Regions from separate parts of the Homo sapiens genome. Here regions 1 and 2 are each linked to region 3. Evidence: chromatin loops called from intact Hi-C (ENCODE). Cell type or tissue: PC-9. All regions are shown on one strand. Links, peaks and the distances in the headings refer to the core of each region. The heading gives the core; the rest is flanking DNA.

Region 1 (8,240 bases), core at 1,883-6,882, 55 kb before region 3:
TTGACATGAGATAACTTGAACAATACGTACAAGTCAGCACCACAAATCATCTTTTGCAGCATTCAATTGCAAATGACCCTAAATGACACGGAACACCAAATGGTAGGCTCTCTTACCTTAGAATGAGTTCCTGGATCATTAATTAGAACTTTCAGGAATGAATATGGGATAGATTAGTTATCCATGTTGCCCTAGGATAGACATTCCAGTATACTGATAGAAAAACAAAATGGTAAAAGTAATTCAAAGACAGGTTTGCTGTGCTGCTTTTCTTTTTCAAAATAAAATTCTCCTTTTCTCTCTCTTTCCAAATTAGCAGATATGTGAATGAATGTGTGTGTTTGAATGGATGACTTATACATCCTGATGTAGAGCTTCATAGGAATGAATTTCAGTGAGGTTTTCTAATACACAAGACCACATCAAAGAAAAAGAAACACCCTTTAACTGTTGTCATTCACAGAGCCATGGTGAAATAATTGGTGAGGCAAAGGTAGTAAATAATCCAACTGTTGGGGTCATTCAGACCTAAATAGACTTTCTGTTGAAGTGACCTGAAGTTTCCCTAATTCTTTCTCTGTTCCAGGTGTATAGATCCTGTCTTAGAAATGTAGTGGGAGGTTAACATGTCAGGCTGTGACTTTATTCTGTCCCTGGAATAACCAAGAATCTTTTAGAAAGTCAATTTGCCCTCACCAGGAGGACTCCACTGAAGTACAGAATCATTGTCTACTGGGGAAAAGTTCCTCTGAAGATGGATATGGCTCATTTCTGTTTCGTTAGCAGTGCTTCATAGAAGATGATGGATAAACTTAGTTATTTGTTGCTTTTCTTATTAAAGGCTTTACCCATTTCTTTTCAATGTAGAAGAATATGGGAGCGTGAATGTGATTGCTGAGATTTCTCGTTTTCAGTAGCTCAGGGATCTCCACTAGAGAAACTGAAGGCATCTGCTTTCAATACTCATGTCTGTAAAACCATCACAGAGAGGGAAATGTGTGAACCTTCAGACTCCAGACACTGCTGCATTTAAAAAGAATTGTTGCTATGAATATTGGAATATTTTCCTTCTGGTCACTGCTTATGACTTATATGTACGGCAGAAGATTGGGGCTTGCTCAGGCATATTACACCCACTCACGAATTCTGAGTTCAAAAATTTTGTGTTTAAAAATTAGCCTCCTTGATTAGATTAATATGCAGAATTGTCAGGTGTTTTAAAACAACGTGCAAGTTATGTCCACATGATTAATGTGAAATGAAAAATCTAGCCAAACTTCTTGTTCTCACACACAGTTTCCCCAAATTAGAGCATATAGACTTCCATTTTTGTAAAATAATTTTGCCTCAAAACAATTTTAAGAAAAAATTGATCTGTTTCCCTACTTTGCCTTTCTAAATCTGCCTCATAAGTAATGGAATTTTAAAAGATGTGACAGTCTTATTTAAAATGAAATGAAACAAAATGGCATAAAATAAAAAAAAATACCCAAACTTTCCTTTCCTTTTAGTTAACAGTATTTGTGATGGAAGTTGCCTGGGAGTGAGTCTCCAGAGACCAGTTCTGTGGGGTGGAGGTGAAATCATTTAACCCTCCTTGGCCTTTGTTTCCTCACCTATAAAATTAGGGCACTAGAGAAATGATGTCTGTGGTTTCCATCAGTTCCCTCCCTCTAGCTTTAAACACTATAATTTGCTTTTCTCTGCTATGCACACGGCACTGTCTAACATTCCCTGGGGAATGATACTTTCAGCATCGTTTTCAAATAGTATTCAAGAGAGAGAAAACTCCAAGGCAGCAGATCCAGCATTTTCAAATTTTAAGGCTCAACTGAGAAGAAAAGAGTTCATCCAGAAAAGGGTATAAATTCCACTTGACTTACATCGTAGCACTTTCCACACACCTCCATTATGGAAGAGGTTGACATTAAAAAGATTTTCCCATCTTTAATGGCTGTGACTAAGAGTCTTGATTGTACAATATTTTGGCTTGCACTTCATAGTTCCCTCAATGTCCCCATCTATGTCCATGGGTAGCTCTCTAAATACAGCAGCTGTGCCATCTGTTTCAAATATTATTTCAGCCCTCACTGTTTTGGGATAAATTTCATAAAGTGTATTGCATACACACACATTTAATTGAACAAATGAGAAGCCTTTCCAGTTTAAAAAAGCTTCCTAAATGACAAGAAGTGTCCAATTTCCATTCAAATGGTTACTTCGGGGCTTTAAAATGTGTGAATTCATCTAACAGAGGCTGGTCGTGTGTTTTGAGGCAGATGGCTTGATTCTGTGAAGAAAAAAATTAAGTGGAATTTACTATCAATCTTATTTTTTTTGGCAAAAGACTGACATAATAAAGATGTGTGTATTACTGAGAATGGTTTTTAATAATGATTCTACCTTATGTTTTCCCCCAAGATTATGGTTAACTGACTAGGAAAATCTATTTAGAGATTTTATGTTTATCCATAATGATCAGCTTAGAGAAAAAAAAAAAGAAGAAGCCGCCTGCAAACAGAATTGCTGAAATACAAAAGGAAAATAATGCTCTACAACTTTCTAAAGGAGTCCAAGGCAAAGGGAATGCTAAAGTTTATTTTGTTTCTCCTGTTAAATAGTTGTGAAGCCAATTGGAGATTTTTGAGGAAAGGAGAAGGGATTTCACATCTTGTGAGAATGTTTTAGAGTAATATCTTCAGTGGGCATGATAGGTGTTGTGTCCAAGACACTTTTTATATTTAAGACCGGAAGTCTTAAAAGTGTGTCACTGGAATTATTCACAGTTACTAGTGGTGTGTATTCTCAAATTTAGACTCATATTAGCACATGTCAAAATTATGTCAAAAGTTCTATGCTCTAAGAATCCTTTCTTTTCTCATTTGTAGTTTGCAGAACTGACTGAGCTCCTCATTAGTTCTTGATTAGTTAAAACAAAGTATGTGTCTCATACTTCTTGAATATGGTGGTTCAGGAACCTAAGCCTAAGCCAATTGGCTCAGAGCTTCATGTGGCAGTAATTACAGATGATTCCCAACTTACGATGGTTCAACTTACAATTTTTCAACTTTACTATGGTGCTTTTAGCTGTGCACATTAATGATAAATACTCATACAACATTTTGTTTTCATTTTTAGTACAGTATTCAAAAATTACATGATATATTTAATATTTTATTAGAAAATAGGCTTTGTATTACATTATTTTGCCCAACTATAGGCTAATGTAAATGTTCTGAGCATGTTTAAGGTAGGTTAGGCTAAGCTATAATGTTCAGTAGGTCAGCTGTATTAAATGTATTTTTGACTTACAGTATTTTCAACGTGTAATTGGTTTATCTGGATATAGCATCATCATAAGTTCAGGAGCATCTGTATCGGTTTAGAGGTAAGCATATGACCTAAGTTGTCCCAAAAAGTATAAAAGAAAGAGCATTTATTTGAGTGCTGGAGAAAACTAGTTTTTTCTCTCCCAGTGGACATGAAGAGGAAAACATTTAGCCTTTTTTGTCACTGAGAACCTACTGGAAACATAAGGGGAGCCAACTTTAGAATAAAATAGAGTGTGGATAGCAGGATGAAAGTAGAAAGAACCTGTGGCTTTGACGACATAGTTGAGCCTTTAGGTCCCCTGCCCTGCAGTCCATTATGCTTCAGAGTCTCTCTTATGTAGTCAATACTTATTGTTAGAACATTTCTTATTGTTCCTACCATTTGAGTCAGGTATTTTGATACTTGCAGCTAAAAGCATTCCAACAGGTACACTTGAGGATGTGGTTTAGGGTGAGGATGTGACTCAGGGTGAGGCAGGCTCAGACATGTACAACATGAGACCTCTCAATCAAGGGTGTTGGGTCTTCTCCCTTTTCTGAGACACATATTATTTTTGACATGAAGGACATTGGCTGGAAGAAAATAATGCTACAAATGATTATTAAATTAATGTGGGTATTGGAGGCTATGCAGTGGAGCCTAAGGCTTTTATGTATTCTGAGATTGACTGAAGGTGGCTATTTTCTCGCTAAACCAGTGGTTCTTAAAGTGGTCCCCAAACAGTCCAGACTTCTGGTTTCTTCTTACACATGTAAATAACTTAGAAATGTCTCACCTGTCCTCACCACAAGAAACAATGTAGTTCAACAACTCTTCTTAGTCTATCAGGGAATTGAGGTGACAGGGTAAATTGCTATTTGGGAAGCTGAAGAGACAGGCAAATAGAATCACAGCTTGCCAGAAACACAAACACTGGAGCTAGTAATGGGTAGGAGCATTTGAGTGTTTCTTAAAGGTAACCGAAAAATTGCTGAAGCTGAGTGTGGACAAGCTTGAGAGTTAAAAACTCTTGGAACCCAGTCTTAGGAGGACCTGGACCTGTCATGCTTTTGTGAGATTTATCTGTGGGATCCTGTCTTAGTCTGTTCAGGCTGCTATGACAAAAATACCACACTGGGTAACTTATAAACAATATATATTTATTGCTCACAATTCTGGAGGCTGGGACATCCAAGATTAAGTCTCCAGCAGATTTGGCATTTGGCGAAGGCCCCATTTCTGATAGATAGTCTCTCTTGCAGAGTCCTCACATGGCAGGAGGGGCAAACAGTCTCCCTCAAATCTTATAATGTATTCATTCTCATGACCTAATCACCTCCCAAAGGCCCCAATTCTTAATATAATCAATTTAGGGGTTAGGTTTTAACACATGAATTTTGGGGGTACACACACGTTCATATGGTAGCAGATTCCTACCAGATTCTTTTAGTGAAGATTGGAGAAAAATCCCCTTGTGGTTTTGGCAGGGCAAAAGTAACCATTTTGAAATAAGCCCGGTGTGTTCTTCATATCAAAGTCCTGCCCTGAAGGAAAACTAGTTTACTAGACTCTTATCTTATGTGGAGGAAGGGCAATTAGACAACCGAGTCCTCTGTACCTTTTCTGCCTCACATAAGGGAGAAAAAAAGGCTAAGAAAGACTTCTGAAGGTCGCAGTCCGAGGACTCAGGCCCATAAGAAACAGCAATTTAATCATAATATTATAGAATGCTTCCCTCCTCAATACCATCACACTACACCAATAGGTCTCCTACGTAATAACAGTGAATTACAACTTGGATCACTGAAAGACAAAAACTGTATCTAAGAATGAGTTTCTAGGGAAACCCAAAGACAACATGGGAGACAAAAACAAGGTCGCCGGTGGTGATTGAAGCCTCTGACACCTATAGCTGTACCACACATTAAATTCAGCCTAACTGCTAGGCAGATAAACATATAAACTCACATTAAAGGCCTATTTACTTCAGTTCCTATTATTCAATAAATCATGTCCAGTTTTCAACAAAAAATTACAACACATGTCAAAAGGCAAGAAAAAAACAAGGTAAGCACCAAAACCAGACTCAGATATAGCAGACATTATGGAATTACTGAGTATAGTCCCAGGATAAGCAGTATCTCCATCACTTGGGAATGTGTTAGAAATGCAAATTTTTGGATCTCATCCTAAACCTACTGAAACAGAAACTGAGGGTGGGGACTGGCAGTCTGTGTTTTAACAAGCACTCCAGGTGACTGTGTTTGAAGATCACTATATTAAGCAGATGTAAAATTTGTAATTTCTTCCTTTTCCTTACTTAGATTTCTTAGAAATAGTATGGTAACAAGGTGATTCAAAATGTAAAAGACTCACTGAAAACATTGTTGTGATTTTGACTTTTAGTTTTGCTAAGCAATATCATTGCTAATGAAGAGTTTCGGATGACCACATGTGGTATAGAGTTACCCCAGCTGTGTTTGATTGTGTCAGACTTACCATTTGACTTGGGAACCTTATCATCATTGTCAACCTTGCAGACAGTGTTTAAGTTCAGATATACAGCTCATAGATCTCCCATCCAGGAGGTTAAAATAATTTCTCAGTGCTGGGTTTTCAGGCCCTAGGGCCCTAGAGACTTTTTTCTACATTGGTTTTTATGAAGGGAATTTGGGAAAAGGGAGAAGATCTTTACATGCGTCCTTTTAAAGGCAGACTGTGTTATTATCTTGCTCTTTTAGTTTACTCAGTCAGTGCTCACTTGCCCTCTGGCCTGATCACAGTTTTGTAGCCACCGGAGAGTCAATTGTTAAGCCTAATGATGGTTGCTTTGAACTCCTCTGAGACTCTGATGTCATAGGTTTCCTTTTAGGTTTTTGATCACAGTTTTCTGTCTTAGGTTGCTCTTGCTCACACACTGGCTGCCTCTCCCCTCTTGGTGCCTGATGTTCGGTGATGATAAATGTTTTCTTATCAAGCCCAAGAAGAGCCATAGCTTGCTATTACTTGCAGAGGCCTCCTAATTTCACATTGGAAAAGCTGAAGTCTGGGGTGGGGAGTGTGTGATAATTTGCTTCATGTATTCATTTGCTCGAAAATACTTAATGAGTACCTACTCTGTGTCAGGCAGGAATCACAGAAACATGATTAGAATAAAGGAATTGTTAATTCCTATGCCAGTACTGCTTTTATAAGTGTATTTGAATAAAAACAAAATGAAAGAAACTAAATCAGTGAAAGTAATACAATAAAAATAAATAGGGAACAAAAAAAGAAAAATAAAGAGAAAAGGCCACTTGGGAGCTAAGTGCCTTCTTGATTACTAAGCACATACGTTTACTTTTCTTTCCTTAATGTTCCACCAGGGCGAAAAATAAGCAAACACTAAAGCAGCACTAGGAAATGTGGAAGAGTGATACCAGCTGAAGCAAAACATTTCTGAATGATATAAAGCAGATAGGATTTGTTTGATGAAATAACCAAATAGAACTGGTAGGTACAGTTAATACAAATGAAAGAGAGTAGCAGTGGAAGAAGAAAGGAGTTTGTTCAATTTTAAACAGAACTTTGAAAAGTTTGGAGATTTTTGGAAAAGCCCGGGGATCGTAATTATGAAGAGGTAAGGAAGGTATTCAACTTTGTGGCATTTGATAGGAAGGCTAATGAAACTGGGGTGTTTCAAGCACCTGGAAAAAGCATTTCCACCCAGTTCCAACAGAACTGGCACGAACAGTTTGAAAGGTAATAAAGAAGCAGATGGATTCTGCCACTGGGGATAGGCAAGAGATATTTAAAGTGAGTACTGGAATTATAAAGAGAAGTGGAATGGTGCTCCTGGGTAATGTCAGCTGCCAACACGGCTAAACTTGCTCACCTTCTAATGAAAAACTCCCATCCACTACATGACTGCGTTTTTGTGTCTCCCAGAATTCATAGGTTGAAGCTCCAAATCCCAATGGGATAATATTATGAGATGGGGCCTCTGGTGGTAATTAGGTTATGAAGGTGGAATCCTAATGACAGGATTAGTGCCTCATAGGAAGAGACGTGAGAAAAACTTGCTTCCTCTATCTTTGCTCTCTGCCATGTGAGGACACCTCAAGAAGATGGCCTCCTGCGAACCAGGAAGCAGGCCCTCGCCAGACACTGGACCTGCCAGCACCTTAATCATGAACTTCCTAGCTGCCAGAACTATGAGAAATAAATGTTTGTTGTTTAAGCCTTGCATCTATGGTAATTTGTCATAGCAGCCTGAATGAACTAAGATACTGCCCAGCTCGCTAACTATAGTCATGGCTTCTATCATTTGTAATCATGTTCATTATCAAAGAAGCTGTAACTTTCACACTAGCAACCTGTAAATATAAATGAACTACTTATAAATATAAATGAACAACTCAGAATTTCCATATGTTGAAGAAAAAAGCGTAAAAATAAGCCACCAAACGAAACAAACTGAAGTAATTCTTGAAACAATTGAATTACTGGTGAAATATAGAAAAACTTACTGAAACAATTTAATTTGTATCTTAAGAGATATTTGAGGGACACTGCATTCACATAGTTAGAATAGGCCACTAAGAAAAAGTAAAAAAAAAAGAAAAGGGAGATTTCATAGAAATTAAAATAAACATATACTTATTGAAACAAATATAACAGAGCAATTGATGTGGAATGTAAAGTACTTAATTTCCAAAAGTGTTTTTCATCTAGATGGACAAGACTTGTCACGTTGGAGCTAATTTTTGTTCAGAAAAAGGCCACTTGAATGGGTACATTAACCCACTGTCCAGGTGAAAGAGGACAATAAGGAGGAACTTGGCTAATGAAAGCTGCCTTTAATCTGATTTTGAAATGCTGAGTTGGTTACTGGTGAGATGGGAATATTTGCATGGGATAGTATTATGAGATGGGGAAAGAGTTTTCCA
Region 2 (8,240 bases), core at 1,883-6,882, 180 kb after region 3:
TTTAATAAGGTCTCTTTTAAAGTTCTAGCCTCCCTAAACTGTGCTAAGAGAAACATGGAAGAGATTTTGTTTGTTCTTTATGTAGAGCAAAGAAAGGGCACACCATCCCTCCTGAGGCTAGCGAGATGGTGGCAGCAATATCTGAAATGTGAGAATCTCAAGAGGAAAGCAAGGACTTCCAAGGAGAGTGGAAGAACTACTGGGCCAATTGTTTTTCCAGAAATAAGAAAAGCCTGGAGGGTTGAGGTTTTGTTTTAATAAAGAAAATCCCATTTTCTTCCAGTGCCTTTCCACTGTCTCCTTTTAGCCATATTCTCCTCACTTTGCCAGGCTGTCCAGGTCCTTTATGTTGTCCTCTGGACATAGAGTTGCTACAACCTTTTCTGGATTCTTATACCTGCTATGGCTGGGGGCCTTTCCCAGACAGCAGTCACCTAAACAGGACATTTACCCTTATAGGTGCTGAGTGTTTATGGCTGAATGGACCTTGCTTCATAGGAGTAGGTTTCACTCCAAAACTTGTGGCTTAATATAGCAATCATTTTGTTATCTCCCATGTTTCCATGGGTTTACTGTGTTCAGCTGGGTATTATTCTGTTGCTCTTGCTTGCGGTTTCTCATGTGGTTGCAGTCAGACGATGACTATTTCCTCATCTGCAGGCTGCTGTTATAATCTGGAGGCCTGTGTGAGATATTGGGAGGGCTGAACCTCCCTCCTTCTCCATGTAGTCTCAGGATTTCTCTATAATGACATCTTAATGACGTCTCTTTGTGATAGCCAGACCAGAGAAGAATACTTTTTTTCTTTTTTCTTTTTTTTCTTTCTGGGATGGCGTCTTGCTGTGTTGCCCACACTGGAGTGCAATGACATGATCTCGGCTCACTGCAACCTCCACCTCCAGGGCTCAAGTGATTCTCCTGCCTCAGCCTCCTGAGTAGCTGGAATTACAGGCATGCGCCACCATGCCTGGCTAATTTTTGTATTTTTAGTAGAGACAGGGTTTCACTATGTTGGCCAGGCTGGTCTCGAACTCCTGACCTCAGGTGATCCTCCCACCTCGGCCTCCCTAATTGTTGGGATTACAGGCGTGAGCCACTGCACCCAGCAGGAAGAAGACTTCTTATGTGGCCAGTTAGAGTTCCCAAAACCAAGCAAAGGGAGGCAGAGGCTGCCACCCCTCTTAAAATCTAGGTCCAGAAGTGTCACCATGTCACTCCTAACATGTACTATTGTTCATGGAAGTCACAGGGAAGCACAGATTTATTGTGGGAGGGGACTACACAAGATTATGAATGCCAGAAGGCATGGTTCATTGGGGACATCTTTTAAAACTCGCTAACTCGTTATCATAGGACACTTACATTTTAATAAACAATAAATAGGTTTTTTTCTTAAGTAATTTTAAGCACCAGGACTGTGTGTTCCTTCCTTTCTGCAAAACTTTCTTCCTTTTAGCTTTCTACTCAAATTCTCTATCACTTTCACTCACCACTCTCTCCATCACTTCCACTTCCTTGTCTCCACTTGTCTCTATCACTTTCCTTCGTTCTGGTTCCTTTGCTTTTCTCCCCCAAAACTGGCAAGACTCAACATCCAGGTCTTGTCACTCTCTCTTACTAAGCTTCCATTGTGTTTTCCCCATAGAGTTAAACTCATTACAGTTCGTTTATGAGTTCTCCTTGACCTTCTTCACTGAGTCCACCTCCCACCACTCTTTCTGTGTGTCCTAAGCTCTAGTCATTTTTGATCATTAATACTTTCTTGAGTAAGATGTGTTCCTTCATATCTTTATGCTGTTCCAGATACTATTTCTTCTGACAAGAAGGAAGAAACATGTTTCTAAACCACTTAGTGTTCTCTAGTCTGCTCTTGGAACAAGTTAGGAGAATGTTCCTCTCCTTCAGCTTTCTCTGCATGATTGATTTCTCTTTCTTCTTCCTTTTCTTAGCACTTTTGATATAGAATTGATTTTATTGCATTGTAAACACTTCAGAGTGTCTCTCTTTCCAGAGATGTCGTATTCATCTCTGTGTCTTCTCACTCTAGTGTTTCACAGTGTCTAAAATATAGATGTTACAATCATACTGAATTGGCTGGCTGAATTATTTTATTCTTATTTTCCTTCCTCAACAATTACCTCTATGTTGGTGCCCATATTTTTCTATAACCCTTTAGCTATGAAATCACATTTCATACTGCCTATTGGAATTTATACTTAGTCTCCTATGGTCACCTCAAAAATAGCATTTCTAGAGCCACATTTACTGTCTTTCCCTCCCAAATTTCATAGTCTCTTTCAGTGAAACCACCATTATCCCAGTTAACAAGAGTAACTTTTGTCCCCTTCATTCATCCAAATCAGTCAGTCTTAGATTTTAGGCATTATTTTCTTTTGACATTGCTCTCATATTTACTTTTGTGAATATATCCTTACTGCTGTCCTTTTAGCCCAGACCTTCTCATGCATGAATGATCACCTTGCTGTTTTGTCTTGTTTTCCTCTCTAATCCCTTCCTCTCTCATGGCTAGGCTGATATTTCTTCTTCTTCTTCTTCTTTTTTTTTTTTTGAGATGGAGTCTCACTCTGTCGCCCAGGCTGGAGTGCAGTGGCAGGATCTTGGCTCACTGCAACCTCCGCCCCACAGGTTCAAGCGATTCCCCTGCCTCAGCCTCCCAAGTAGCTGGAATTATAGGCACCTGCCACCATGCCCAACTAATTTTTTTGTATTTTTAGTAGAGACAGGGTTTTGCCATGTTGGCCAGGTTGGTCTCCAACTCCTGACCTCAGGTGATCCCCCTGCCTTGGCCTCCAAAAGTGCTGGGGTTACAGGTGTGAGCCACCGGGCCCAGCATAGGCTGATTTTTCTAAAACAACTCTTTCACAGTGTTGCTCTGGTGCTCCTCGAAATGGTGTTTGCTGTCAAATTAAATCTACTCTTCTGCTTGCTTCTCATGGCCTTCCACAATCCAAACCCCACTCCGCCAATCTTTCTCTGTTTCCCCCTTTTAAGTAGCATCCACCCACATTACCTTTCCTCATTGATTCTGGCTTAAATGAACACTTGTTCAATCCCAGTTGCAAGGTCAATCTGTCTGGAAGGTTCTCCTCTTGCACCTTTCCCCTTCTCACATGTCAATATCCTTCCCATCCTTCCAGGATGTGTTCAAGTTTGAATCATCTATTATTTTTCTTTCAACTTCCTCCTGCCTTCCCTACTCTCTCTGAGCTCTGAGTGCAGAAATATTATGTCAGAACTACTGTGTTTACTGTGCTTTACCAACATATGTGCTTCTTGAGGTGAGAGATTATGGTTTATCTTCCTCAGTAATTCTCACAGTGTCATAATGTCCAGCACAATGCTGTGTAGTAGATGACCATGTAACATTAGTGGGTAATTACATGAACTTGTAGTGGTAGCATTTTCTGGGTCATCATCTATAGGCCAGTGGGATGATATTTTCTCAAGATAATTTTAAAAGGCAAGAAAAAAGAAGGCTTCTTATTTCTAATTTCCAGATAAGATATCCCCTACCTTGTCCCTGGATGATAGAACTGGATATTGTAAAATAATAGTAATTAGTATTTGAATGCCATTTAACTCTTTATAAAGCACCTTAACTGATATTTGCTTATTCATAATTCTGTAAGTTCTTCCAAAATTACTATACACTTTGAGGCTGGTGGTGTGATGTGTGAAGATGAGATAGAGGAAGTAAGCGTGGAGGATTTGGATTTGCAAAAACATTTGATAATGTATTGCTTTTCATTGGTCTCAAGGAGGTCTATTTCTAGGAGTATTGAGAAAGATATATATGTGTATATGTTTACCCATTTACCAGAAAATGGGTTTACTTCTCTAACGTTTTAGCAATAAAAAGAATTCCAGATATGCAGCAAATAAATCTGACTGTTAGTCAGCCCTCAGGAGCTGCTGATAGCAAAAGACTGAAGATCCTATATTTCTATATTCAGATCATACTACTGAGGGATTTCAAGCTTCTCTTTCTCAAGCCAGCTTTTATGGTTTAATAGTTTTTCTGTTATGAAAATAAAGCAGATGACACAAAATTTCAGAGAAAGACAGCAAAAGTAAGAGCCAAAGAAAAGAAGGAGTGGAAGTGAAAAACGCTTCAGTGAAAAAACTGGAGAGCTGACACTTTGGCACCGAAATGTTAATGCTTATTTTTAAGATTATATCGCCACCTAGTAAATAAGCTCAGAAATACAACCACAGAAAATGACAGCTTGTCTGGTGCTGAGCTCTAATCCTCTGGTTAGCAATTCCTGGGAGCACCTTTCCTTCTAAACATCTGCACACACAAATGTGCTACCTGCGCACGCTTTTAGAGTTCTCGTTGTTCAGGCTCAGCCCACGTTCTCCTGTTCATTTAGAGCAATGTGATGGAAAAGTCAACAGCACACATTTTAGAAATGAAAACAAGCCAAGGATTTCTATCAAGGAACCTGTTATCTACTCTTGAAAAATGATTAGTTAAAACCATACATATTATCATTTGCCAGTTCTGAATAATTCTGGGATTTTCATTAATGAAAATATTTTGCATTTTCTACTTTCATTTCTGTATAGAACCGAAGTGGTCTGTTCATGGTCTTTCTTGGTTAGGAAGCATTGGAACTAGGGAATTAAAAACACTAAAGACTGCTTAAAATTTTTCTTGTCTTTAGTTTTTCTGTTATTGTGAACAATCTTTTATTTCTTCTGCAGTGTTTGTTTGTACTGAATGCTTTATGCTTGATCACCCACCCTGATTCTGTTTTTGTACAAAAAGCTTGTTAGCTTGATAAAGCACTGCATAGGGTTTTAGTTGGTTGCTCAATAGATGATTATCTGGGTGGCATCCTGGCTATAGCCCTTGCTAGTTCCAATTTTGTAATCTGTGAGCTAGGGATAACAATAGTGCATACATCACTGGGCATTTGGGAGAAATAAATTAAGCAGCAAGTACTCAAAAATGTTAACTATTATTATTAATAATAAAAATAGATCGATTAGAAATGGTAGAAACAAAGGATAGAGACTGATTTCATCTTGCTCAATAGATCAAAATGGCACAGGAGATAAAAAGGTTTTAACCAAACACATAGATACAGATAAAGAAGGCATATATTCTGAGACTAGAAAACCATTCATTCTTAAAAATTCAGGTGATTAAATTTTAAAAAATTATTAAATTTTAATCATATTTAAAAATGATTGAATTCAAGTACTTAGAAACCTTGAAAATATACCTCCATTATTTTTTTCTATGCTATCTTTTTTTGAACGAAATCTATCCTCACTTCAGCCTTCCAAATAATAACTCCATTTTATTTTGAGGGCTGTTTAGAATAAACATGATTAAAGAAATTAGCCAAGAGTTTAGGGTATGAAGTGGGAGAGGGGAGATTTTTGTTACGAGAGCCTTTTTCATGGGGGTTATCAGGCATAAAATTATCAATTTTGTTTAACCCAGACGTGGCAGATTCTGCTATTTATCCCAGAATAACCATTGTTTTTCTTTTTCTTTCAATAGAACTTTGTGCTGGTACATGATTATACAGCCAAATATGCCCTAGCTTCTTAAGTGTGGCATCAACTGTGTGATATGTGCTAACTTTGGTGCCATGCCTTCATGAAGAACATGCATTTTCTTCTCCCCTTGTCTTTTTCTACCTTTCTGCTGGCTGGAATGTGGATATGATGATGGGAATGGAACAGCCACTGAACCAAGAGAAGGAAGCTAAGTTTTAAAGAGAAATAGAGCAACAAGATAAAGGAAGCCTGGCTTCCCATCACTTCTGATGTGCCGTAACAGCCCTGGAATGCCTATGCAGACCTTACATGAGAAATAAGCCAATGCCTGTCTGACTTAAGCTTAAATATTTTTTTTTAGTTTCTTTATTACAGTAGCCTAAACTGTACTACAACTAATTCTAATGGTCTACAAAGAGTCACAAGCCCTAGAAATATGAATATAAAATTATAGATGTTAAGTTTGACGTCTGCACGCTGCAAGGCACTGCTTCCTAAAGAGTGGTCTTTCATTTGATATTGGACTTTTATCAAAGAAAAAAGACTTTTAATGTACACCAAAAAAGGTCCTCTTAATAGGTGGTAGGAGGATTCTATTGTGTGGGGCTATCAAAGCGGTATCCCGCTTTCTTAAAAAAAAATGGAGAGGCTACGAAGAAATTAACTCAGGATAGAAGGTGGCTTGTCTGGTTACCTGGCATCCAAGCTTCTTGTAGAACAAAAAAACAAGTGCAGATGAAAATGACAGGGAAAGAGGAGGGCTCTGGATCTGAGCACAGTGTGTTGGAGGAAGAATGGAAAAGGCCATAGGTTGTTGAACAGATCAAAGCAGCCTTTGGAGAGAAGATAAAAACATTAATTGGTATTTATTAAGATATTTGCTACCTACATTACAATGTCCTGTTTTCTATCTCCTCTAATAATAGCTAATGATTATTGAACACTTTCTATATGCCAGACTCTGTTCTAGGGTTTTACATCTGTAATAATGTAATCATCACAGAAACTCTCTGAGGCAGTGCTATTATTTTTATTTATGTTTTCCAGATAAATAAAATGAAGCATCGAGGGGCGAAATTACTTGGTAAAAGTCATCCTTGCTAGTAAATTTGGCATTTGAACTCAAGCATTTTGCCCTAACCAATATGCTCTACTATCTTTATATAATGTTTACTAAATTCTCCATTGCTGGCCATTATCTTCAGACAAGCGGATTTGGGTTACACAGGAGCTTCAGAAAGAAGACATAACTGAAGACACTGTTATATTTAGTAAATCAATATACATTATCATACTAAAGGCTTCCCAGTAAATAAATCTGCTTAACTCTGTTTAATTCAGAATTTCCCAAATGTACTTGATCACAGAACTAATGTATTGAGCACTGGCTATTGCCACTCCAAGAAGCTAGTGTTTCACTGAACATACTTCTCAAATTCTTGGGGAGAAAAATATATTGACCTGGGTGTCAGGGGGCCCACATTTTGGTTCTGATTTGGTACTTTTTGTTTACATAGCTTTGGACAAGTCAGTATAGATTTCTGGGATTTCACTTCTTTTTATTCTTTTGTTTTCTTTTCTTTCTTTCATTTTATTTTATTTTATTTTTTGAGACAAGGTCTTACTTTCTTGCTCAGGCTGGAGTGCAGTAGTGCAGTCATAGCTCACTGCAGCCTCACTGTCCTGGGATTAAGCAATTTTCTCAATTTATCCTCCTGAGTAGCTGGGATTATGGGCATGGATCACCACGCCTGGCTAATTTTTATTATTTTATTTTGTAGAGCTGGGATGTTGCTATGTTGCCCAGGCTGGTCTTCAACTCCTGGCCTTAAGTGATCCTCCTGCCTCAGCCTCCCAAAGTGCTAGGATTAGAGGTGTGAGCCATGTCTGGCTAGATATTTGATCTAGTAAAACAGTGTCCAAGTTGATGCGGTGACCAGTGACATGTGAGCTTTAAGGACTAGGCTTGTATTTGGAAAAAGTGAAAGCAGAGATACAGCTATAAAAAGTCTAGACAATTAAATCCAGTTCTAAGCAAAAAGAGAAGAAATAGAACCAGGAAAATTCTGTATTGAGAGATTTTCCTTAAGCATTTGAGTACTGGCATCAAAGAATATGTATGATAGATGATCCACAAGTATTTGTTTGGGCTCTGAATTTAGCCTTCATAAACATGGGGACATCACTGATTTCCATGCTACCTCAGATCCCTACTAGTATCTTTCTCCAATTTGTGACCCACAATATCCAACCAGTTATTTTCCATCTATCTTGTTCATGTAGTACCTTGACCAAATTGTAAAGGAATAACTCAAGCAGATTAGACAGTTAGTCTTTGGCCAGGTGAATAAGACAGAAGAAGATATTTCAGGCAGAGAAAGTAGCATATGCAAAGGCTCAAGTGTAAGAAAGAGTAAGACAGGTTCAGTAATCTTGGGACAGTGCAGACTGGTGGAATGTGTGTTCATGGGATTTTTGTAGGTGTGGAGTTTGACGAAGAAGGATTCCAGAGAGAAGTGACTGGAAATATAAGCTGGGTTTGGGTGGTGGAGTATGTTCCATGTGCTATATTCAGGATGCCTCTCCCTGCATAGACTCAAGTTTTAGATATATCTTAATAGGAGTTTCCAGAAGTTAAGCATAAAAGGAAATCCCTTTATTCTGATGAGATTCCATGACTCTTTATGTGTCTTGGGAAAATTAGG
Region 3 (8,240 bases), core at 1,524-6,523:
ACCTTAATTTTTTAAAATGAGAAAATAAATATTTTGCGAATTAAAATATAAGATAAATCCATTTAAAGTAATACGTATTTACTAAGCATGAGTATCCTGGCTGCTGTTCAAGGCGCTGGAAGTATAAACATGAACAAGACATAGTACCTCCCCTGATGAATTCATAACCTAGAGGGGAAAACAGATGTGGAAAAACAGATATTAACCAGTATTTTATTCACACAAAACTTTTCAGAATATAATATGTTTCCAGAATATAATATGTTTCCAGAATATACCCAGGTATAAAATGGATTATGTTTTAGAACTGTATAATAGTCATCCTAGGTAAATAATTTTACTATTGTATGAAAAATCTTCAGTCTGCCAAATCTGATAGTTGTGTCGTGGTAGAAAGCCTGTAGCATGGCTCCTGAATGTGTTCCTATCCTTGTGGAGACCCCTTCCACAATGTACCAGGTTTGATATGGGTGACTGATAACATATGACAGAGGTGAGGGTAAGTCATTTCCAAGATTAAGGTATAATAAAAAATAATGGTCTCTGCATTATGGTCTTTCCTGTCTAAAGTCTTGTGTAGTTTAAGAATACGAAATGGAAGTTTCAGAAAATACGTTTTTCTCAGTCTGTAGGAACAGGTCTACAGTGTAATTGTGTTCTACACAGGGAGATACATAGGCCTTTGTTAATAAATTAGATTTGGATTAGATTAGTTTAGGTTTAACAGAGACGATCTTTTCATTTGAGTGGAAACAATTGACATTAATGAGATAAAATATTTAAGTTCAGCATTTATATTCTGTATTGGCTACTCTCATGCACACTCTGTCTCTCATATCTCATTTTGGGAGAAACCAGTTGACATGTTATGAATACTCAGGCAGCCTTAGAGTGACCCAAGGGAAAAGAAATACAGACCTCTGTCCAATCGTCAGTGAAGAAGCGGGACCTGCCAACAACCACATGAATAAAAGCACACCCTCCCCTGATTAGACATTCAGAGGAGACTGAATCCCTGCTGACTTCTTGACTACAACAACCTCCTGGAAGACCTTGAGCCAGACCAAGTTTAGCTACTCTTAAATTACTAACCGACAAAAATTATAAAATAATAAATATCTACTGCTTTAAACTTTGAGATAGTTTGTTGTATAACAATAAATAACCAATAAATATGATCTTTCCTAAATGTACAAGATATGAGTTCATGGGTTAGTGAATCATTCCTGCTTTTAAATTGAACATCTCAATTTTCTTGTTTTACTAAAATACTAGTCAATGACTAAGAACCAAAGATTTATAAAAATATGGTACACCTAATTCTTATAATAACTTATACTCAGTAAATCGTGTACTTACTCAAAAAAATTACCCCCGAATGAAAACTTATGGTATATGTCTATTAGATCAATGCAAAAGTAATTGTGGTTTTTGTCATTTAAAACTAATGGCGAAAACCGCAATTATTTTTGCACCAACCTAATATCTAGTTACCAAACTAAAACAATACAAAACTATAACTTAATAAAATTTAACTGCCTCTCCAATATGAAAGGTCAATTTTGTATTATTGAAATGACTAATGAAAAAGCAAATGAAAATTAGAGTGAATTTAAATTAATAATCATAACCTTCATTTTGACCTTCAAAATATATAATAGAGTTCCAATTCATTATAATTGAGACTGTGACTTCGTTTACAAAAAAACAAACTGCAGAAGTAATTGGACTGCTTTTTAAATTAAGGCAACAAAATATGAAGTTTTAGAATAGCTGAGATTATTGCTCTGCCACTTGAAGATGACCAGTCTTTACCCCCTTGAATCTTTAGATTTAAAATTATACCACTTATTAGAGGTATTAATTTAGTCTAAACTCATTTCTTCATTGAGAAAACAGATGTTGGTGGCTGTCACAGGAAGTATTTGATGTACCTGGAAGCATAAAGTGATCTTTCCTTCTCCAGCTAAACAGAAAGTAAAGAGGATGTAGATTCTTGCCTGAGAGTATTTACCAGGGCTTCCCCCTAGAGCTTGGTAGCTAAAGCCATAAACACTTGACTGGGTAATGGGATCAATTCTTATTTCTGGGAGTCTGAAAGGGGATTATGGAAAGCCACTAAGATGATAAGTTTCATGTTACTCCTTTTTTGGTTCCAGACCAGTGATTCTCGAATTTGGCATGCATTGAATCATATGGCAACCTGTGAAAACATAGATTGCTGGTGCCTATACCTAGAGGTTTGTGTATAGTAATTGCAAGATGTGGCCCAGGAATTAGTTACCCAGTGATGATGCTGTTTCTGCTGTCCAGGGACCACATTTTGAGAACAACTGGTCTAGAACGTATGATTTCTGTTTGTCTTTGGGAGAGCTGTGCTTGTGTTGGTGGTCAGTCTTCATCGAGGAAGTGGAGCCTGCCAACAACCACATGAGTTAGCGTAAAAGCACACCCTCCCTGATCAGACATCCCGAGGGACTGAATCCCTGGCTGACTTCTTGATTACAAGGTCTTCTTGGAAAACCTTGAGCCAGACCAAATTAAGCTATTCTTAAGTTAAGATACTCTTAAATTCCTAACTCATAGAAATTATGCAATAGTAAATATCTATTTATTTAGCAGTGAAGAGGAGGAAGCTAAACTACATTTCTTAGACACTTTGGTAGTTAGATGAGTTCTGGTCAATAGAATCCGCATATGGTCTTAAATGCCACTTGCAGGTCCCCCTGCCCTAAAACATCTCAGGTAATCTTCCATATTGTCACCCTGTCACTCTTTGGGCAGCTGAATGAAAAGGATTACGTGGAGGGAAGGCTTTGAGAAAAGCCTTTGCATGCTTGTTTCTTCTAATTATTCTTCTCTTAAGAAGACTATGGGACATAATCTTCCCATAATGAACTATGTGTTATATGACTACCAAAGTCATGAATTTGGCTTGGGCAATAGCATGCCTCAGCATGTAGAAGTGGGTATATAAAAATAGGCACAAGTATGTCCTGAAAAACACATGTGAGTGGCATGAACCAGTAGATCAGATGCTCCACACCTTACTCTTGCTACACGTCTGCCTATCTCTTTACCCATACCTATAGCCTTATGGGACATTCCCTATGACTAATTGACAGAGGAAGAAGGACTATTTAGCCTTATTTATAGATACTACTGCATCATATGGTGATGCAAGTAAAAGGTCAGCTGCTCTAGCACTAATGTGCCCTGAATACTGTGGGCAGAGCTCTGAATACTTTGTTTACTTGCCTGAAAAGAGAGGTAGCAAAGGTATGTATCTAAAGTAATCACAGGGCAGCAAGCTAACAGTTTGTTTAGAAGGAACTTAGAAATCACAAGCTTGATGGATTGCTGAAAAGCAATCTAGGGAAGACTTCTGTGGATAGGACTCTTGCAATGGGGACATAGAGAATATTTAAATCACAATATTCAAATACTCAATACTCAAAGGGAAGCCATTTGAGTAAGGTTTTTGATAATGAAGTAGACAAGATGACCTATTCCATGGATGTCAGTCAGCCATTCCTGTGCTTGCTTTAATGGGCTAATGAACACAGTGGCTATGGCTTCAGGGATGGAGGTGGATATGTATGGACTCAAAATTAGGGGCTTACTTTACCAAGACTGAACTGTCTGTCATCACCACTGAGTAACTAATCTACCAATAACAGTGTCTACTTTTGAGCCCCTGATAATACACCACTGTCTGGGGGACCAGCCAACCACCTGGTGGTGCATTGATCACATTGGATCTCTTCCATCATGGAGGGGGCAGCAATTTGTCTTCATAGGAAAAGGCACTCACTCTGCCTTTCTTGCCTTCAATGCTTCTTCTAATACTATCATCTATGATTAATTGAATGCCTCAAGGTATCACACAGAATCTTGCTTTTGACCAAGAAAGATATTGTACAATAAAATAGCAGAGGTAATGGGCTTAAATCCATGTGGGAGTCAGGAGAAGGAGATGCTGGTTTTATATGATATTCCTTCACTGCAAAACACAGATGGCCTGACAGAACAGTGGAATGGCCTATTAGATTCATAGTTACAAAGCTGCCCTGGATTACAACACTTAGGAATTTGAGGAGCTGTCATATGCAATGCAATATAAGCTGTGAACCAGTGACTAATATGATGTTATTTCTTCAATACAAAGAATGCTTGAGTCCAGGATCCAAGGGATTGAAATAGAGTGGATTTATTCACTCTTACCCAAAATAGTCCTCTCACAAAATTTATACTTTCTCCTTCTGCATGTTTTGGTTCTCTGGTTAAAAAACTATTATTTCTTAAAAAGAGAATAATCACACTGGGAGACTAAGCAGGGCTCCATTTAACTGGCAGTTGAGATTGCTACATGGTTACTTCAGCCTTCTCAGGCCATTGAATCAACAAGCAAATAAGAAAGTTGCTTTCCTGACTGTGATGACTCATCCTGGTTATCAGAGGGAAACAGGGTTTCTACTACAAAGTAAGAAAGAGTATGTAGAACTCAGGAGATTTTTAAAGGTATCTCTTGGTACTTCCATGACCAGTGGTAAAAGTTAATGGATGATAATAGCAATTGAAGTCAAGGCCACACATGGCTCAGACCATGCAGGAATCAAAACATGTGGCAGAGATAAGCACATGGAATGAGTTGTGGAAAAAATAAATGACCAGTTACAGAAATGAGGATGGTGATAACTGCATATTTTTTTCTTTGTTTATTATATACTAAAGAATGTGTTAATCATTTCTCCTACCCCATTTTTTTTGCTATTTTATGTAAGTTATGTGACTGGTGGCTAGCCCTTTGTCTAGTAGGGCTGCCATAGCAAAATAGCACAGACTGGTGGCTCAAACAACAGAAGATTTTATCTCACAGTTCTGAAGTCTAAGAGTTCAAAAGCAAGGTGCCATCAGGCTTGGATTTTCCCGAGGCCTCTCTCCTTGGCTTGCAGATGGGTATCTTCTCACTTCATCCTCACATGTGCTTTTCTCTGTGTGCATGCACCCCTGGTGTCTCTTCCTCTTCCTCTAAGGACATCAGTCCTATTGGATTAGGGCCCCACTCCTCTAACCTCATTTAACCCTAATTACTTCCTTAAAGGCCATATCTCCAAATTCAGTCACACTGGGGATAGGGTTTCAACACATCAATTTTGGGAGGACATAATTCAGTCCTTAATATCTTATAATTCAGTATGTACAATATTAAATAACAAAGGATACTTTGAGAATAGACATGAACATCAACAGAGTTGGATACAGTGAATTATGGGACTCGAGAGGCAAATGTCTTCTCCTTTAGGTGAAAGGATGAACCTGCTTTTATTTGTGTAAGGAATACATTCACCAAGTTAGGTGAAAGCATACTATTGTTTTTTAATTTTGTTGTTTCAAAACTTAGATATTGGTAAACAGGTATGTATGGATGGTGAGTATCCAAAGGTTAGGACTGAATGATACTGAGGATCATCCCAGTCTGTCTAAGCTATCTCTACAACTACTTTTCTAGGCTCTTCTCAGCAGGCCTCTGATTAAATTCTGCCAATAAGAGACATTTGTGTAATTCTTGGAAAGTGGAAGAAAAGAAGAAGCTATTATTCTTTAGTGGTGACTATGGACAGGTGTGTGGTTATCATCAGAGGTAGATATGATATAAATTTTGTCTCATTCTAGGCCACTTCTTGAGAATCGGCTACTTTAATGGTGTGGGCTGCTGAGATCCTTCACGGGGGCTTTCCTGTGATCCATGCATTCTGACTCCTGAAAGCTAGCAGTGGCCTTTCTTATCTTTACTCTCCAGCCATTCTGATGGTAATCTTCTTATTCATCTCAATGGCTTTCCTTTTCATGACCTACCCTGATTGATACAATTGAGAGCATATATAGTTATGCATGCAGCTGATGAGGAGATTGTAAAAAGAGTGGCCCATGAGGGCTCTATCTTATATAGATTTATGGTATAAAACTTTGAATGTTATGAGTCATCACTGATTGACCCTTTGAAGGCCCTCAGGATATTGTTCCAGAATTAATGACTCTTAAGGGAGAGACTTTCTTGCTGGAGGCACATAGGTGATTTTTGTTGAGAAGAATCCTTGGGGTAGTTAGTAGTATTTTCCTAAAGGCAAATGGGGGTAAAAGAAGGTGGGTTTTTATAAAATAGAGAAATCTGATGTCTGGGAAGCCAAAAAGAGGTGGCATTAAAGCAAACTTGTTTTGTGTTTCTCTCTTGATTATTGAAAATGTTTTATTTGTGACATAATTTAACTTTTCACATTCTATGTGCTATTTCCCTTGAATTACCCAAACTTTTCAGTAAAGTCTATTTGATGGTGTTGCCGAGAACCGTGGGACAAAGTGAGAAAGTAAAGTGTCATTTACTGTCTCTTACTATCATCGCATTCCGTTTGTAAAGTGTCATTTACTGTCTCTTACTATCATCGCATTCCGTTTGTAAAGTGTCATTTACTGTCTCTTACTATCATCGCATTCCGTTTGTAAAGTGTCATTTACTGTCTCTTACTATCATCGCATTCCGTTTGAGGGGAGTGTGCACCTAACTCCAGGTGGGGATCAGTGGGAAACAGTGGCCTGTGGAAGAGTGAGAAACAGCACAGAGAAGGGCGTGATGTTAATGAGATCATTTGGTAAGGGAGTGAGACTGACTTTCTGCTTTCTAAAAAGAAACCACAGGGAGCTGATCTTTGAGAGCATGGGGTTGGATACTTGGGCATATGAGTAAAATAAAAGAAATGGATTAGCTGCCTTCTAAATCCACTTTCACTTTTAAGACCCTACAGTTTTATAACCCCTGAGCAGAACCCTCCATACTTCTGATCTATTTCAGTGCCATTACTTAAGGCATCACGGTAGCTGGATGTATTTCTTTTGAAACTTGGTCCTTGAATACCGTGTCTTGATTTTCCGTCTCTTGAATCTAACAATCGGCTAGTGGAAATGGGAATCTCAGATGTAAAAATAAAAGATATATTTTATGGGTCAGGTTTTACAATGAATGAGGATCTTGAGTATAAAAATTTGAAGTAAATTACATGGTTAATCATGGCTGTAGTGTCTTGTTATTTGAATTGTCTTTCTTTAGTAACTGGTCTCTTAAGCAGCTTCTCTTCTAATAGATCCTCATGAGGTTAATTAGATCACTCATTTAACAGTCATATTTGGCTTACTCAATCTTTGCTTGCTTGTCCTCAGACTCATTTAGTAGTTCAAAGTCAAACTTGCTCTCTTGTTACCTAAATTCTGACTTCATGGTTTCTAAAAGTTTTCCAAGAGTAAAACTTGGAAATCACGTTTTACTTAAACCATGTTTAAACCAGTTTACTTTAACCAAGTAAAACCCCTTTTTGAGACTAATATGATCCACCTGGACAAAAAAAGCTATCTGCTTCCCTCTTATATGCCTTTTCTAGCTGATTAGCCTCTGAACAATAGACATACTCTTTTTTTTTGGTGGTTTCTGCATGACCTGCTCCAATCAGTCCCCTTACCTTTTGAGCTCTTTTTTCTCTAAGAGCTTTTCTAGTTCTCTTAATTCTTAATCTCAGTGTTTGTGTAGCTGAGCTTCCCCCTCACTTGTTTTATGTCATGTGACATAATCCAGGGAGTTTCAGTACAGCCCAATCTAGTAATGAAAATAACTGCTTCTACAATTAAATTGGTATTATGATTATGTGTCAGGGACCAAAGGTGAATTACATGATAGAGGCTTTACAATGAAATTGCATAATGTTATAGCTGCAAGGGACAAGAAGGGTCCAATCTAGTGTGATTCTCTCATTTTACAGATGAAAATTATGAGACCTTCACAATTGTTTAGTGCCCTATTAGTAACTAATGGGAAAACATCCTGATTTTGGCTCACTGCAAACTCTCTAATATCATACTGCTACTTTGATATTGTTTTTATGATATAAATATAGAGTTGGTAACTTTCAAATCTCAAACTATAATTTCCCTTTCCCTGAGCAACTGTTGTTAAGATTGTGTGTCAACAGACAAAAATGAAAGATTTTGTTGTTGTTGTTTGTAATTTTAGGTAGGCAAGTTAATTTCTGCCCTTAGTTTGATGCAGATTTTATTTTCTTCCCTGAGAATTTTCCTAGAATGTTCTAAAGGATTATATTATAATGACTTAAGGCAGGGATATTTTCTGAAAACGGCCCATTATTCTGTTACTCTCCTTTCAGGCAAGTTTCAATTTTACCAATTTAAATTAC

Evidence for each region. Hi-C counts contacts between places; a loop is a spot of excess contacts. Peaks named below come from ENCODE experiments on the same cell type or tissue, not always from the same donor. Only the 100,000 strongest peaks of a DNase experiment are listed, where the experiment ranks them.
Region 1: a loop joins it to region 3, with 8 times the contacts of the local background. A loop is called at or near these places in 2 of 110 quality-filtered maps.
Region 2: it touches region 3 in a loop (2.3-fold over the local background); 3 of 110 quality-filtered maps call a loop at or near these places.

Annotation. Positions count from the first base shown.
Region 1 is chr3:102,295,544-102,303,783 of GRCh38, forward strand. It overlaps LOC107986105 (a long non-coding RNA gene), which reads left to right and starts at 3,314. Exons shown (of 3, transcript XR_001740817.1): 1 at 3,314-3,388; 2 at 6,678-6,931; 3 at 7,240-7,326. RefSeq lists an enhancer at 3,264-4,463. In PC-9, for the core only: no CTCF peak of the experiment used is centred there; DNase peaks (open chromatin) are centred at 3,778 and 4,148; H3K27ac peaks cover 3,066 bases.
Region 2 is chr3:102,532,475-102,540,714 of GRCh38, forward strand. No RefSeq gene overlaps it. Among named protein-coding and RNA genes, the nearest start is that of ZPLD1, 100 kb to the left of the region's middle. RefSeq lists a silencer at 4,051-4,345. In PC-9, for the core only: CTCF peaks have their summits at 4,196 and 4,397; a DNase peak (open chromatin) is centred at 4,237.
Region 3 is chr3:102,350,917-102,359,156 of GRCh38, forward strand. No RefSeq gene overlaps it. Among named protein-coding and RNA genes, the nearest start is that of ZPLD1, 80 kb to the right of the region's middle. In PC-9, for the core only: no CTCF peak of the experiment used is centred there; DNase peaks (open chromatin) are centred at 4,195 and 4,405; H3K27ac peaks cover 1,916 bases.